Linked DNA regions of Homo sapiens: region 2 is linked to region 1. Evidence: read pairs that join two places in POLR2A ChIA-PET (ENCODE). Cell type or tissue: PC-9. All regions are shown on one strand.

The links. ChIA-PET counts read pairs that join two places held together with the same protein. Peaks named below come from ENCODE experiments on the same cell type or tissue, not always from the same donor. Only the 100,000 strongest peaks of a DNase experiment are listed, where the experiment ranks them.
Region 2: POLR2A ChIA-PET joins it to region 1 with 18 read pairs; 3 of 35 experiments call an interaction of 5 or more read pairs at or near these places.

Annotation. Positions count from the first base shown.
Region 1 is chr1:173,741,393-173,749,392 of GRCh38, reverse strand. All of the region lies in intron 3 of KLHL20 (kelch like family member 20), which reads right to left. It also overlaps the pseudogene RPS27P7. Among named protein-coding and RNA genes, the nearest start is that of KLHL20, 30 kb to the right of the region's middle. In PC-9, no CTCF peak of the experiment used is centred here; no DNase peak of the experiment used is centred here.
Region 2 is chr1:173,485,206-173,493,205 of GRCh38, reverse strand. PRDX6 (peroxiredoxin 6) reads right to left here. Exons shown (of 5, transcript NM_004905.3): 3 at 7,699-7,845; 4 at 6,805-6,951; 5 at 4,391-5,471. The coding sequence ends at 5,343. It overlaps LOC124904456 (a long non-coding RNA gene), which reads left to right. Exons shown (of 2, transcript XR_007066738.1): 2 at 764-4,443. Among named protein-coding and RNA genes, the nearest start is that of PRDX6, 12 kb to the right of the region's middle. RefSeq lists a silencer at 330-530. In PC-9, no CTCF peak of the experiment used is centred here; a DNase peak (open chromatin) is centred at 3,845; H3K27ac peaks cover 856 bases.

The DNA of each region.
Region 1 (8,000 bases):
TATGGTAATCAGTTTACTTTTAGTTTCTTCAGATGAATGTAGATGCTATTTGAAGAATGAATAAAGCTGAAAACAAACACGAATGACTAAGCAAAGTCATCTGGAATTGTTCTAACAAGTATATGGTGAACTTAATTGTTGAGTTTAGACAATTTAAAAATGTATGTTTATGAGCAGAGCAACACTGTATGAATTAAGCTAGGTCTAATGAAGTAGGAGAAAATTAAATACAGATTTGATTAAGTTCAAAAATAATTTAAATGAGTCACAAATGTTAAGCTCCAAATGACTTTTTTTGCACCTACATGGAGCCATGCTAGTCCGATAAACAAGGGTAAGATTTCCTTACTGGGATTTCAATATGGTATGTATCAGGTTCACTTTGGAGGAAGGATTAGAACTAGAAGGGATTTCAGAACTTTCTCTACTATCAAGAATATTCTTCAGATATTTGTGAATATCTTAGATCTGAAACGCAACTTATAGTTAGAGCAAGACATTAAAAAAAATTTTAAGTGTATAGCTCAATGAGTTCTGATAAATTATATACTCATGTAAACATGACCACAATCAAGATACAGAATATTACCATAATCCAAGAACGTTCTGAAGCAGAGAATTCTTTTTTTTTTCTGATTTTTTAAATTATACTTTAAGTTTTAGGGTACATGTGCACAATGTGCAGGTTAGTTACATATGTATACACATGCCATGTTGGTGTGCTGCACCCAGTGGGGTCCAAAGCCTAATTTAGCATATTGTTTTGGAGCTCCTCAGTGATGGCAAATCTTTATTTTTGGAAAGTGGATTTGGTATTTGAAAACAGTGGGAAGAAATGAAGAGACAAGTCTGTTATCAAGGCATCTAAAGAAGTTAGATTATTTTCAATGAGAAATTAAATGTGAGTATAAGATAATGATTCTATCAACATTAATTAATAATATAAACCACACTTAAGTCATAGTATTTCCCCTTTTATACTTTGTTGGAATTAATTTACTAATAGTTAAGAATTTTTGTATCTAAGATCATGAGAGATACTGATCTGTAGTTTTCTTTTAGTGTCTGTGGTTTCAATCAGGGCAATTCTGGCCTTATAAAATGAGTTGGTAACTTCATTCTCCTTTTCTGAAAGACTTTGCATAGGATTAGTGTTATTTCTTCTTTACATTTTTGATAAATTCACCATCTGGGACTGGCATTTTCTTTGTGAGAAGGTTTTTAAATTATTAATTCAATTTATTTCATAGATATAGGGTTATTCTGTTTTTCTGTTTCTTCTTAGTTTTTGTAATTTGTGTTTTCTTCAGAGAATTTGCCTATTTCATCTCTGAATTTATAGGTAAAATGTTGTTCATAATATTTCCTCATCATCCTTCTTATGTATAAAGAATTTGTAGTGATATCTTCTCTTTCATTTCTGTTACTGGTAACTTGTGTCTTCTTTCCTTTTTTTTCTTGATCAGTATGGAGATGGAGTTTCATCATTTTTTTTTTTTTAAAGAGCTCTTGGTTTTTATTCTAATCTTTATTATTTTCTTCCTTCTACTGTGGGTTTAATTTGCTCTTTTCTAGTTTGTAAAAGTAACCAGTGGAACAAAAATATAAACTTTCCTATATACCAAAAGAAATTAAAATAAAAAGCAAAGAAGATTCCACATAGAAAAAGAAATACAGTAAATATAACTGAATCAGGTACTATTTATAAAAATATGATAGAGTTGAAAACAAACATATCAGTCAGAGCAATAAATGCAAATGGGCTTAAATTGCCTATTTAAAGGAAAGGATTTCAAATCTGCTCATAAAGCAAAACTCAGTTCCACACTAATTCAAGAAAATTACTTAAAACATCATATTTTGAACAGGCTAAAAGTAATGGGAAGAACAAATATATACAGTCAAATGGAAACAATAAGAAAACGAGTTGAAATCCAGATATCAGACAAACTAGAACTTAGACAACAAATGAATTAAATCTGACAAGGGAGAACACTTTACAAAGCTCAAAGTCACAATTTATCATCAAGACATAAAGTTATGATTATGCATAAGGCAACACAGTAACTACCTATAGATGATATAAAGAGAAATAGACACACTGATAATAAGAGACTTTAACACACAGGTCCAAGGACAAAAAAGGAATATAGAAGAGCCAAGCGACATAATCAATAAGGTATATCTTATGCATACATATCAAATACTATATTATGAGAACAGAAACTAGAAAATACACATTTTTCTCAAGCACACATAAAATAGAAAAATTGATCATATATTAGGTTACCAAGAAAGCAAATTTCATAGAGTAGAATTACTGCAAACACTGATCAAAGTGCACTAAAACTAGCAATTAAAAATGAAATTAAAAAACACAAAAAACCCTTCCATCTAGAAATTAAAAAAAACTATTAATAGCTTTTGAGTTACAGAAATATAAACAGAATTTCTATAAAACAATGATAATGAAGCACTAAAGACTAGAATCAATTAAATATATTAAAACTAGTGATCCGAGAAGAATAGCTTTAAATACTTATAGTAGTTAATACAAAAGAATGAAAATAAATTAAGTCTCAACTCAAACAGCTAGAAAAAGAATAAGCCAAAAGAAAGTACAAGCAAGAAGATAATAAAGGTAAAACCAGAATGAAATACAATCAAGCAAAAAGGTAGATCTAATTAATAAGTAAAAAATCCTCTTTGTTTGAAAAAAGTTAAAATGGATTATTAGTTAACTTATTCAGGAAAGAAACATTAAAAACACACATACAAAATCAAAGTATTAAGGGTAAATAACCACTGCTACAGAAATTTAAAAATTAAAGAGATTACTTTGTATACCTCTATACAGATAAATTTGAAAACCTAGATGAAATTGGTAATTTTCTAGGGAAATACAGTTTACCCAAATTGATGCCTGAAAAGAAAGAAAATTTCATAGAAGAAACAGAAAAACTTAACAATAAATTACTTTACAAAAAAGCACGAAGCCTAGATGATTTCAGAGGGAAATTCTATCAAACTTTTACAGACCATAGTCTGCATAGTACATTTGTTTCAGAGCACAGAACATGAAGAAAACTTCCAACTCATTTTCATGAAGTATAATATTCATACTTAACTTGACAAAGACAGTACAAGGAAATTAAAGACTAATATCATTTATGAATATTGATGTAAAAATACTGAATATTAGCGAATAGATTCTAACACCACCATAATCAAAAGGTGTATGCCAATAATTCAAAGATGTTTTCACTTGTAGGATTCCATTAATGTAAGTTACATTAATGGGTTTAAGGAGAAAGTTCATATGATTATCTCCATAAAAACTGAAAAAGTCTTTGACAAAATTCAACACTGCTCCTAATAAAAAGTATTCAAGAGAATAGGAATTGTTGGACATGAATACTTTTTTTTTTTGGAGACAAAGTCTCACTCTGTTGCCCAGGCTGGAGTGCAGTGGCGCAGTCTCAGCTCACTGCAACCTCCGCCTCCTGGGTTCAAGCAAATACTTTCTAAACATGATAAAATATCTATACCTCAATCCTAAAGCCAGTATATTACTTAATGGGAAAACACCAGAGGCATTCCTACTAATGTCAGAAACAAATAAGTATGTACAATATTTCCATTACCATTTAACATTTTACTAGAGTTATCAAGCAACTAGACAAAAGAAAACAATTAGAAGCATGAACAATTGGAAAGGAAGAAATAAAACTACTGATATGCAGGTGATATAATAGGATTCCAAAAAAACTCTAAAGAATCAATGGTAAATGTAACACAAATAATTAAAAAATTCAGTGAGGCAGCTTTCATATACATTAATGATTACCAGTTAGAAGATATAATGGAGGAGAAAAACCTATTTTTGATAGCAACAAAAAATACTAAGAAGTGAATTTAAAAGGAAATGTAGGCTGGGTGGGGTGGCTCACACCTGTAATCTTAGCACTTTGGGAGGCCAAGGAGGGCGGATCATTTGAGGTCAGGCATTCGAGACCAGCCTGGCCAACATGGTGAAACCTTGTCTCTACTAAAAATACAAAAATTAGCCAGGCCTGGTGGTGCACGCCTGTAATCTCAGCTTCCCGGGAAGCTGAGGCAGGAGAATTGCTTGAACGGAGGTTGCAGTGAGTGGAGGTCACGTCATTGCACTCCACCCTGGGTGACACAGCCAGACTCCGTCTCAAAAAAAAAAAAAAAAAAAGAAAAAAGAAATGTATAAAAGTTAGATGAATAAAACCATAAAACGTTCCCAAGAGATACAAAAATACAATTGAAGAAATAAAATCTTGTTATTGGATAGGACAACTCAACATCATAAAATGACTGTTCTTAAGTTTACTTATAAATTAATATGATCCCAATAAATATGCCAACAAGTTATTTTATTGGAACTAGATAAGGTGACATTAAAGTTCATCTGGAAAAATAAATAGCAAGAAAGCTTGGAAAACAATGAAAAACAAAAGAGTTACATGATGGGGAGGGGTTTACTAGTCCTACCGCATACATACTAAAATTCATTATAAAACTTTAGTAATTAAGCCATAATAAATAGAAAACAGTATCATACTGGTATATGGCCTAGAACAGAAGGTCCAAAACCAAGTACATACAGAAATTTAGTGTATAATAAAGATGCTATCTGAAATCAGTGGGGCAAAGAAAGGCTTTTAAATAAACGGTATTTAGACTAGATGGCCATTTGGAAAAAGATAAAATTAGGTCCATATTTCACACCATACACAAAGATAAACTAAGACCATTTACATGCTAGAAAAAATATGTGTAAATTTCTCTGTAACCTGGGTTTGGGGACACCTTTCAAACTCTGCCTCAAAATCCAGATACCATAAAAGAAAAGACTGATACATTTGACTTTAAAAAAACCAAAAACTTTTGTATTATCAAAAATACAATAAGCAAACTTGAAAGACAAATGCAAACTGGAAAAAAATATTTGTGACATGTATCATGGATAAAAGGCTAACACTGTTAATATATAGAGAACTTTAAAAAATTGAAGAAAAAACCAAAAATCTTAATAGCAAAATGGGCAAAATACATTAAAACACAATTCACAAAAATTATACATATGGCCCTTAAAAATAGTAAAGATGTTCAACTTTAGTTATTTTCAGAGAAGTATACATTAAAATGATACTGAAATTCCCTTCTTATCTGTTAAATTAGCAAAAATTCCAAAGGCTGGCAATACAATCTGTTGGTGAGGCTGTGGACAAACATTTATCCTCATATATTACTGGTTAGAATGATTCAATCCCCATGGAAGAGAAATTGGTGATACTTAAATGAAGTTAAACTTAGGCCTTGCAATCCTATTTCTAGGAATTTATTCTAAAGATAAACTTCCAACAATATTGACATGTTCATATAAGATGTTATTCATTGCAGCATTATTTGTGATGGCAAAATATTTAAAGCTACCTAAATGCTCAAACATTGGAGACTGATTGAACCAACAGTGGTACATCCACACAAGGAGTACAATGCAGCTATGAAAAACAAGGACCATCTAAAACAACTAATATGGAATGAATTCCAGAAAATATTAAAAGGCAAGGTGCAACAAAATATATAGCATGCAAGAAAGACATAGAAATAGGAAAACATACATGTATTTAATTTTCCAAAAGGAAACACAAGACGGATAAACCAGAACCTACCATGCATCAAAATAATAAATAGCAACAAAGGACACTAATCTACTGAATAGAATAAGCCATGAGTCCACAGTGCTAATCAATGAATACGGGTTAAGAAAAATTCTTTCTTATAGCAGAATGTAGACAGAAAATGGAGTTTTTTTTTTTTTAAAATCACCACTTTGCAACCATCATAGTAAGTGTTCAGGAATAAAGGAATATGAAAGTAAAGGAGTAAAGGAATATAAAAGGAGTATAGGAGAATTCAGGAGTAAAGGAATATGATATTGGCAATATACTCTCCAATTACCCAGATAAAAATATTCATAGAGCAAGGAAAGAATGACAAGGTAAATGAGGCAAAATGTTAACAACTGGTGAATCTGGACAAAGCGTACATAAAAGTTTTGTCTTATTCCTGTGATTTCCTATAAATTTGAATATTTTTCAAATAAAGTTTAAATAGTATTTTTCCAATATAAGGCTAAAAAAGTGGTATTTTGTTTTGAAATATGTTTCTTTAATTATAGGTGAGGTTGAGCATCCTTTCATGTTTATTTTCCATTTGACCACCTTTTTTTTTTTTTTTACACATTCCTTATTATACCCTATGCTTATTTTTCCATTGTATTTTTCATGTTTTTTTTTCTGATTAAATTTGGATGAGCTCATGGGAATTACCATTTTTCTGTCATGTATGTTCCAAATAGATTTTCTGAGTTTGACATTGATTTTTTAGTTCATGATGCTTTTTATGTTGGAAAGAACAAAAAATTTTAACTTTTATGCAATCAAACCAATCTTTTTATGGTGTCTGGATTGCATCCTGCGTAGATTCTTCTGTAGTACCAAAATGTTTATAATGTTTTAATGTTTCTTAAGGCCAATGGGCCTAATACTATTAATAACTTTTACTTCAGCATATATATATGCTGAAATATACGTGTATATATACATATTTACATATATACACACATGTATATACATACATGTGTACATATGTATATGTACACATATACATACGATATATGCATATATATACACATACGTGTATATACATACACGTATATACACGTATGTGTATATATCTGCACGTATATATACGTATATATCCTTCTTAAAATAATCTCTTCCTTTGCATCTCACAACCCATGCTTGCTCTTTTCTTCTATCCTCTCTAAATATTCCCTGTTACCATTGCCAGTCACTTATCCCTCAATATTGGAAAAATTTTAGGGCTTTTTTCTTCTCTCTCCCTTTCTCAGATGATCTCATTGGTATTGATTTGTTGACCTTGTTTATGGTGCCAAACTGTTCCATTCTCCAGTACACCTGTAGTACAAATTTCCAGAAGTAGGAAGCTGAGTCAAAATAGTGTGTGTAAAAAGTATGTAACTTTGATAGATACCGCCGTAGTTCCTTTCAAAAGGGTTGTACTAATTTATACTCACACTAGCAATGATCTTATTTCCCACAGCCTTGCCAACAGGGTGTACAAAACTTCTGGATATTTGTAATCTGATAGATAAAAAATGTTACTTTGATGTAGTTTTGTGTTTTAGTTATTTTAAACAAGCATATTTCATATGTTTAAGGGGAATCTGAATTTCTTTTCTGTTTATGGCCCATTTTTCTGTTAGGTCATCGGTTTGTGTTATTGACCAACAGAAGCTCTTGACATAAGGAGATTAATGTCGTCTATGATACAAGTTACAATTTTTTTTATCCAAAATGTGTTTATCGAGATGGTTTCCCACTTATCTTGATTCAGAGTGCTTTTAGTGCTGCTTTCATCTGAAGGAACATCCTTCTTGTAAGCCTTGCTTTTCCTCCTGTAGGCTGGCAGAGGACAGTGGAGCAGCCAACACACAAAACTACAGTTTGTGCATGGCTAAAGACCATGGTGATTTTATAGCATCCTGGGCATTCCACATCCATGAAGTAGGAATTGGGGCTCTGAACCAGGCATTTCTTCTTGTGTTTCCTCTTCTCCTCTTCTGGAGAGGGATGAAGGAGATCCTTTGCAAGAGGCATGTTCTTGTGGGAAGGTCATCACCACCAGAAAGGACGATTTACAGATATTTTTCCCCAGCTTGGCTTTGACTTTTGTCTTGTAATTTTTATTTTGCTTTGTTTTACCATGCAGAAAATTTTGAATTGTATGTAGTCAAATCTATCAATTTTATCTTCTGTCTTTTCTGGGTTAGTCAATTAGAAAGACCTTTTTCACTTCAAGATTATAAAGAAATTGCTCCATATCATTGTGTAATATTTTCATGGTTTTATTTTGTATGTTTAAACGTTTGATCCATTGGA
Region 2 (8,000 bases), 260 kb after region 1:
ACCTTCCAGCGTGGGCGTCATGGCCATCATGAACATGTCACAGTGCTGCAGAGATATTGTTTATGGCCAGTTTTAGGGCCAGTTAATGGCCAGATTTTGGGGGGCCTGTTCTCAACATTACCCAGCTCCTATTTAAGATGGAGTTGCTCTGGTTCACACACCTCGGACAGAGGTAAGAATAGAAGGGAATACAAGAGAAGAAATCAAGTTCAAACTATTAAGAAACTTCTATACCTAGCTTAATAAGGCAGTATTTCTCAGCATGGTCCTTGGAGCATCTGTGTGTCAACAAATATGAGGTGTTTCTGAACATTACAGAAACCTGACCACAGTGGCATAACCACATAGGGGTTCATCTTTCCAGTTTAATAGGATGTCTGGAAATAGGCAGACAGGAGTGGTGCAGCTGCTTCAGGATGTTATTATGGACCCAGGGTTCCTGTAGCCTACTTCTTCTTCATCCTTGGCTTGTGATATTTATCCTCATGGTGGCAAAACAACACCTGTTAACACCAGGCCTCCCGATTGTTTTTCAGGAGTAGGGCTAAGAGCTTTCCCCTAATGAGGCTTTGCCTTTTCAGTTAGGAAGGGACCTGACCCTAGGCCAGAACTGTCACATGGCCACACCTATTTCAAAATTCACCTTGAGATGAAATGGCACCTCACCTTGTTACCCTAATGCAATCTTGGTGTTCTTAGTAAGGCTTAAGAGGGAAATGGGTATTGGTGGAACAACAGCAGTATTTGTTGTATTCTGTCACAGGTCACCTGGGTTGTCAAAAGTGAATTTGTGAGCTGTGTGTGGTGGTATGTGCCTGTAATCCCAGCTGCTCAGGAGGCTGAGGCAGAAGAATCCCTTAAGCTCAGGAGTTGGAGGCTAGCCTGGACAACATAGTGAGACCCTGTGTCTAAAATATTGTTTTAAAGTTAAATAAAATGGATTTATAGCCACCTATGGAATCAATCCCTGAGGGTAGGCCTTTGGGCTCTGCATTTTAATGTGCTCCTCAGGTGGTTTAGTGCAGATTGAAGCCTGAGTTCCATAAGTATAGGTGATAGAGTAGTAGAAGAAAACATACGTCTGTTTGTTTAGGAGGCAGTACATCACCATATATTTGAGACAACTAGAGGATAATACTTCATCCCATGCATATGTTAGGATACTGTGGGCTGCAAGTACCAGAAAACCCAACTCAGACTTAAATACTAAAGAAATTTTTATGTAATGCAAGTTAAAAGGCAGGACATATTTGTGATTGGTAGACTCAGTGAAGGTCATCAAATATCAGTTTTTCTTTCTCTCCACTCTGCTGTTTACCTTTTCAGCCTCATTCTATGGCTGATTCACTACTCCTAGGTTGTAAGACAGCTACCAGCAGCAATTAGTGCTTCATGTTTTCTTGTTTATATCCAGTGGGAGACAAACAAATGCTTACAATTGCTCTCCAGAGTGAGAAAGAATTCTAGAAACCTCCAACAATCCTCCATTTGTGTCTCATCAGCAAGAAGTGAACTACATGGCCATTTCTGAATGACAAGAGGGTAGCGATGGCCTTTTAACCAGTTAACGCTATGCCCATTTAGCTAGAATCAAAGTTGTCAGCATTTCCTCAATTTGCATTGTTTCAAAGAGGAAGGCTCAAATGGATGTGAGGGAGTATATCCCTATGCCAGTTCACTGCACCCAGTAATTGGCATCCTGACTTGGCCATTTAGGCACAGCCATTCTGGCTTCTCATCCCTTTGCTGAGCTTCTCACTGCAGATCCCTATCTTTTGGTTGGAGGTTGGGGGTAAGATCAGACTTTTGACAAGACCACAACAAAGGAATCACAGGTCTATCACTTTGGTCACCTTAGAAGACTAGCCAAAGCATTTCCTAACTCTTTGAGGTCGCATAGACTGCCTCTGAAGTTGTATTTCTTTCATAGCTGCAGTAGCCACACATTAATTCACTTGCTATAAATAAATCATTGGATGCATAATGAAATTTATTCTTTTCTATGAAAATTGAGGGCAGCAATTCTCATAAGGGGACTCTACTCTCCCTGCCTAATAGTGTTACAGTCATGCGTCACGTAACAGTGCTTCAGACAAATGATGGACCACATTTATGACAGTGGTCCCATAAGGCTTTAACGGAGCATTTATAGAAACCTAATATATTGCATTTGATGTTGGCATTGCAGATCAAGCAGGGAAATGACTGATATTCAGTAATGATGCTGGGACATTTGGTTTTCAATATGATAAAATATATAGAAAATAAAAATATATACCATCTAGGTTTGTATAAGTACACTCTATGTAATGTTCACACAACAAAGAAATTGGCTAATGGTGCTTTTCTTAGAATATATCCCGGTCATTAAGCAATGCATGACTGTGTTTAAAAATGTACTTAAGGATCACTTCTACCCTGGAAATGCATATTCATTAGGTAATATTTTATGTTTGGAAAAGAATACTTGCACAAGGTCTCATGGCTTCATGGCTGCTTAGTGACAGAACCAGAATTCAATTTGAGGGTACATGACCCATTTTCTTTGAGCTCTCTTTCAGCATTTTTATACTGACATCATCTATACTGGTAGAATAGTATATATAGCCAAGCACACACCAAGGCTGAATAAGAGGTAAGAGGGACAATAGATAGGTTTGAGGTTGGAGAAAACGTCGACGAATCCCATTTAGAATTTGCAAATTAAACAGCAAATATTCCATCCATCTGTAAACAAGATTCCAATCTGAGTAACTCATGTTGGAGATTTAAACTCTGAACTAGCACCATAAAAAAGGTGAAGCCAGACTCTCCATGAGAGAGGCAAGAACAAAAGAGGCAAATATCCAAGTGAAGAGAAGAGAGCAGTAAGGACCCTGATAGGGAAACAACAGGAGCCGGGGATAGTCAGATTTGCTGTAAGAGGACAGAGAGCATTTATTTATTTAAGAGACTGGGTCTATGTTGCCCAGGTTAGACTTGAACTCCTGTGCTCCAGCAATCCTTCTGCTCTCAGCCTCCCAAGTAGCTGGAACTACAGGCGCATGCCACCATGCTCAGCAGTATTAGCTCAGGGCAAAATATACTGAAATGGGGAGGAATGAGAGCAGGAAGCTAGCTAGCCCTTTTGTCTCTTTCAAACCAGCATTCCCCAGAATTGGAATTTCTACCTACGTTCTTGACCTTCTTAGTGTTACTCAAATTCTACATGTGGAGTAATCAAGGAAACTAAAGGCTTAATGACCTGTCTCTCATGTGGCATTAGGGCTTGTTTTACATTATTCTACTCAATAAAAATATAGAGGTTTTGACCGGGCGCATTGGCTCATGCCTGTAATCCCAGCACTTTGGGAGGCTGAGGCGGATGGATCACGAGGTCAAGAGTTTGAGACCAGCCTGGCCAATATGGTGAAATCCCGTCTCCACTAAAAACACGAAAATTAGCTGGGTGTGGTGGTACGTGCCTGTGGTCCCAGCTGCTCGGGAGGCTGAGGCAGGAGAATTGCGTGAACCCAGGAGGCAGAGGTTGCAGTGAGCCGAGATTGTGTCACTGCACTCCAGCCTGGACAGGGTGAGACTGTCTCAAAAAAAAAAAAAAAAAAAAAAAAAAGGTTTCATACAAAGGACTTATACCAGGTGCTATGGACTGAATGTGTCTCCTCAACATTCTTATGTTAAAGCCTAATCCCCAGTGTGATAGTATTTGGATGAAGGGCCTTTGGGAGGTAATTATTAGGTCATGAGGGTGGAGCCTTCGTGAATGGGATTAGTGACCTTATGAGACGTTGAGCGATGATCCCTCTCTTGGTCATGTGAGGATACAACAAGAAGGCAGCAAACTACAACCCAGGAAGCAGGTCCTCGCCAGACAGGATTTACCAGTGCTTTGATCTTGGACTTCCAGTCTCCAGAAATGTGAGAAATGTTTGTTGTTTAAGCCACCCAGTCTGTAGTATTTTTGCTATAGCAGCCCAAGCAGACTAAGACATCGTAAATGGGACACCCTTTTCTAAACCTGGCACTTATTAGTAGAGTATAATCAAAGTCTGAGAGAGTATTAGTTCAGAGCAGCAAAAAGCACAGATGTACCATTATCTTTGAGGTTCACATTCCTACACCCAGCAATCCCATTAAGGAATTAGGTTAAGAGAGCTCTTTATACCAGGGATCATAACATCATGGGACTGTAGGATCCAAACAAGTAACATGAAGGAGCAAAGTGGACCAAGATATGTGGTGACATCACACGTTCTTCAGCTGTTCCTCCATTTTCATTATATAAAATCTTATGTATCTGTCTTTGGAAGAAATTACTCATGCCAATCCTAGGAAGAAGGAAGCCTCTGCCCTTTAGGACATAAATCTGATACTTCAAAATATGACAACAGAATTCTCTGACCCAGTTTTAACAAAGGATTTTATTTTGTTCCCTAAAAAGTAAAATCTAGAAAATAGCAACCCACTGCAAGAAGAGTTCTATACTAAAACATTTTCAATCATTCTCTCTTCTCTTCACATGGTGTACTCTTTCATGTACACATCATCGGAAAACAGACTGATAAATGCAAACCCTGTGTGAAAGGCACATGGCACTAATATTGCTCACACCTGCTACACCTCCTTGGGAGCCAAGGGAAGCCTTTTCTGCAATCTCCCCATTTTGATAGAAACTTATCACAAATTTTTTTATAGCAAAATATTTAAAGGTCTCTTTCCCTGCTCTTCACTTATCTACTAGGAAGGTATAGAATTAAAAAGCTTTTTTTCCCCCAGCTGTGATCAAGATGTATTAAAAGAATATGAAAGAGCATCTGGGTTATTCTAGAAGTTCTGTGATCAAAACATATTAAAAAAAATTAAAGCGCATCTGGGTTATTCTAGAAGTTCCTGGGCTTTATACTTGGATATTTACAGAGGAAGTTGAACTTCAAGTTCTGCCACTCTTCAAAATGGGTGACAGGAGAGGACGTGATAGGACAGTTAAAAAAAAATTGATAGTCATTCTCTGATGGAGTGAAGCAAGCTTTGTCAACCATCAACAAATATGACTTCATTGGTCACAAGCCCTGCAGAGATCCAACAAGATTTGAGTTTTAAATACAGAACATATTTCAAACAGAACCAGCAGAGTGCTGATGTATGAATGGAATTGATTGCTGAAGGCAGAGAGTATAAAGAATCTCAAGAAACTTTTAGTGCCATTTTCATTTAATAAGCCATTGGTATAGCAACCTAAAAACCTTGGCTGTGATGACACCAGGATGTGTTTATGGAATTGCTGCAGGAAAACACAATTGGCAGCTGACATCCTCTGGCTCACAGCACCAGCTTCTCCAAGAGACTTAAGGCTGGGGTGTGTAGCGGAGGTATTTCTTGCCAGATGGGAGCTCTTTGGTGAAGACTCCTTTCGGGAAAAGTTTTTTGGCTTCTTCTTCAGGGATGGTTGGAAGGACCATCACACTATCCCCATCCTATTGAAAGACATTGAGAATGGTGAAATTCAATCTCATAGTGAAGCTTCAAGGCCTTCAGGAATTAACTTTAGAAAAGTAGCTACAGGTGCTAATGAGACTAATCAAGTGTTCTTTACTCTCCCCTCTGTGAGGATTTTGTTTTCCAAGTTGATCTTTGGCACTTTTGGCAGGAAAGCAGTTCCCCCATCTTAACAAGAAACAGTCCTGTTTTAAACCCAGTAACAGCTGGCCACCACACTTTACATTTAATTCTGAGTATCATGGCCTGCAAGCCCTGTGTGATGGAATCCTGCCTCCTCTCATCTCTTGTCCCTCACCCCACCTTCTGCAGCTTCTTCTCCAAGCATGCTAGCTTTCCTTGTATTCCTCCAACATGCCAAGCTCACTTGTAGGCCCAGTTTCTTGCACTAACTGCTCCTTCTGCCTATAGTGCTCGTCCCTCACAAGTATACATGCCTTGGTCACATCTTCTCTGTGTTTTTCTCCAAAGGTCCCTTCATAGACAGGCATTCCTTGACAGTCACTCTCCCACCCCTGTGCTGTTATTCTCCCCATCTGTGCTTGATTCTTCCCTGTAGCACCTGTTATCACCACTTAATAAACTTGTTTACTGTTTGTCTCCACTCACTGGAATGGAAGTTCTATGAGGGCAAGGACTTTCTATTATTCACTGCTATCTCCCCAGTTCACTACTATCTGGGCTCAATAAGTACATAAATAAGTAATAATAAGTTAACTAGTGGATACAGAATTTAAGTGATTTGTCTGTCAGAAAAAAACAAAACAAAACCTGCTATTCAGGTTAGCATTATTTTAAAAATGTAGCAATGTTAAGATACTCTTGTGATGTTATCCATGTCCTAAAGATGAAAAGTTTATGAACAAATTTTGGAGAATTCTAGCACAGGTTTAAAAGAATGAAGCTTAAGAGAAATTAAATACTTAATGACATTAATACACCAGTACTTTTACAGCCATGACTTAACGGAAATGGCCAATTAAGATTGTGCGATAAATATTTTGCCATCAGGGAAGGGTTAGATAAAATTTTTTTTTTTAAACCTTCTATTAGGAAAAGGAATCATTCTGACCAATAATTTTTCCAAATTATCTAAAAGTTGGAAAGCCATATAGGGAGTTTGTGTTGTGTATAAAAGGTGTTATAAAGACCTTGAAAAGGGCCTTTCAGCAAATCTTGAACTCAGCCATGAGGAAAAATCCTCCCAGTGTACTTGCGTGCTAGAAACAGGTAACACAGACCTTGAAGTTGGCCATTTAGAGACTGGCCCTTCAGGCAAGTAGAGAAACTGCTTTTTAAAAACATCTTTACCTTCCAATCAACTGGGGTGGCAACCCTTTTTTCTGCTGTCAGCTGGAGAGAGATGACTACCCTGAGAATCTCATCAAAGTTCCTGCCAGTGGTAGCTGGGTAGAGGATAGACAGCTTCAGCTTCTTATCAGGACCAAAAACAAACACCTGTAAAGCACAGAGGGGCATAAATAGGAAGAGTTCTTTGAGTGTTATTAAAGCCACTTAGAAAGCTCTGCAGTCATTAATAATGTTCAAGGGTATAAAAACAAGACAAAAACAAAGCATCTAGAAGGATACACCAACTGCTAATGTGGATGGCTGGAATACAGATAATTTTCTTCTCCCTGTTATTTTCTAAACGTAGAAGGGAATTCTATTTGGTTCTGGCTTTCCCAGTAAGAAAAACTGATATGCAAATTTAATCGAGGGAAAGGCTGTGTCAATTGGGGATGACTATCATAAAAATAATACTAATGGGAGTTGATATTGTTCCTTGAATAGTTGTGCATTTATTCAGATGAGGGATTGGGTTTGTTTTCTAGTGGGCGGAGGACAGAACAAATAAAAATTTAAAACAGAGCTGCCTTATGAAGAAGGATATGGCCCATCACTTTAAAGACAGGGCGGTCAGGAGAGCAGTCAGGAGAGCTATGAAAAGGTTTCTCAATTCTGGAAGACATTTTAGGATAAACAACTTTTTTTTTGTAGATTTCCATGAACTATGAATAAAGCAGTTGGAAAATTTAGCTGAAAATTGCATCAGCATTACAGATAATCAGTGATATTGTCGCCAATACACAGTTATTTCATAATCGTAGATATTCCCCTATCTCCTCTAGCTGGTACCAGCATTTACACGGACATACAGCCTGATCAGTTAAGCTAACTACAAAATGAATTTGTATGACCTACCACACGAGCTGTCACAGGCATGCCCTTTTCATCCTTCTCTGCTGGATCCAGCATGCCCAACAGGATGGCAAGCTCCCGATTCCTATCATCGATGATGGGAAAAGGTAACTTTTCTGTGGGCTCTTCACAATTGTAAGCATTGATATCCTGAAACACAAGTAAAAGGGGAAAGAGGAATCTAAACCCAACACATGCTCTGAATTTCATCAGTTAACAGCCATCACCTTGCAAGACAGGAAAGAGGACCAAATCACAGTAATTTTCTTTAAGCAATTTTAATTTTAAAAAGTGAGTAGATGAAC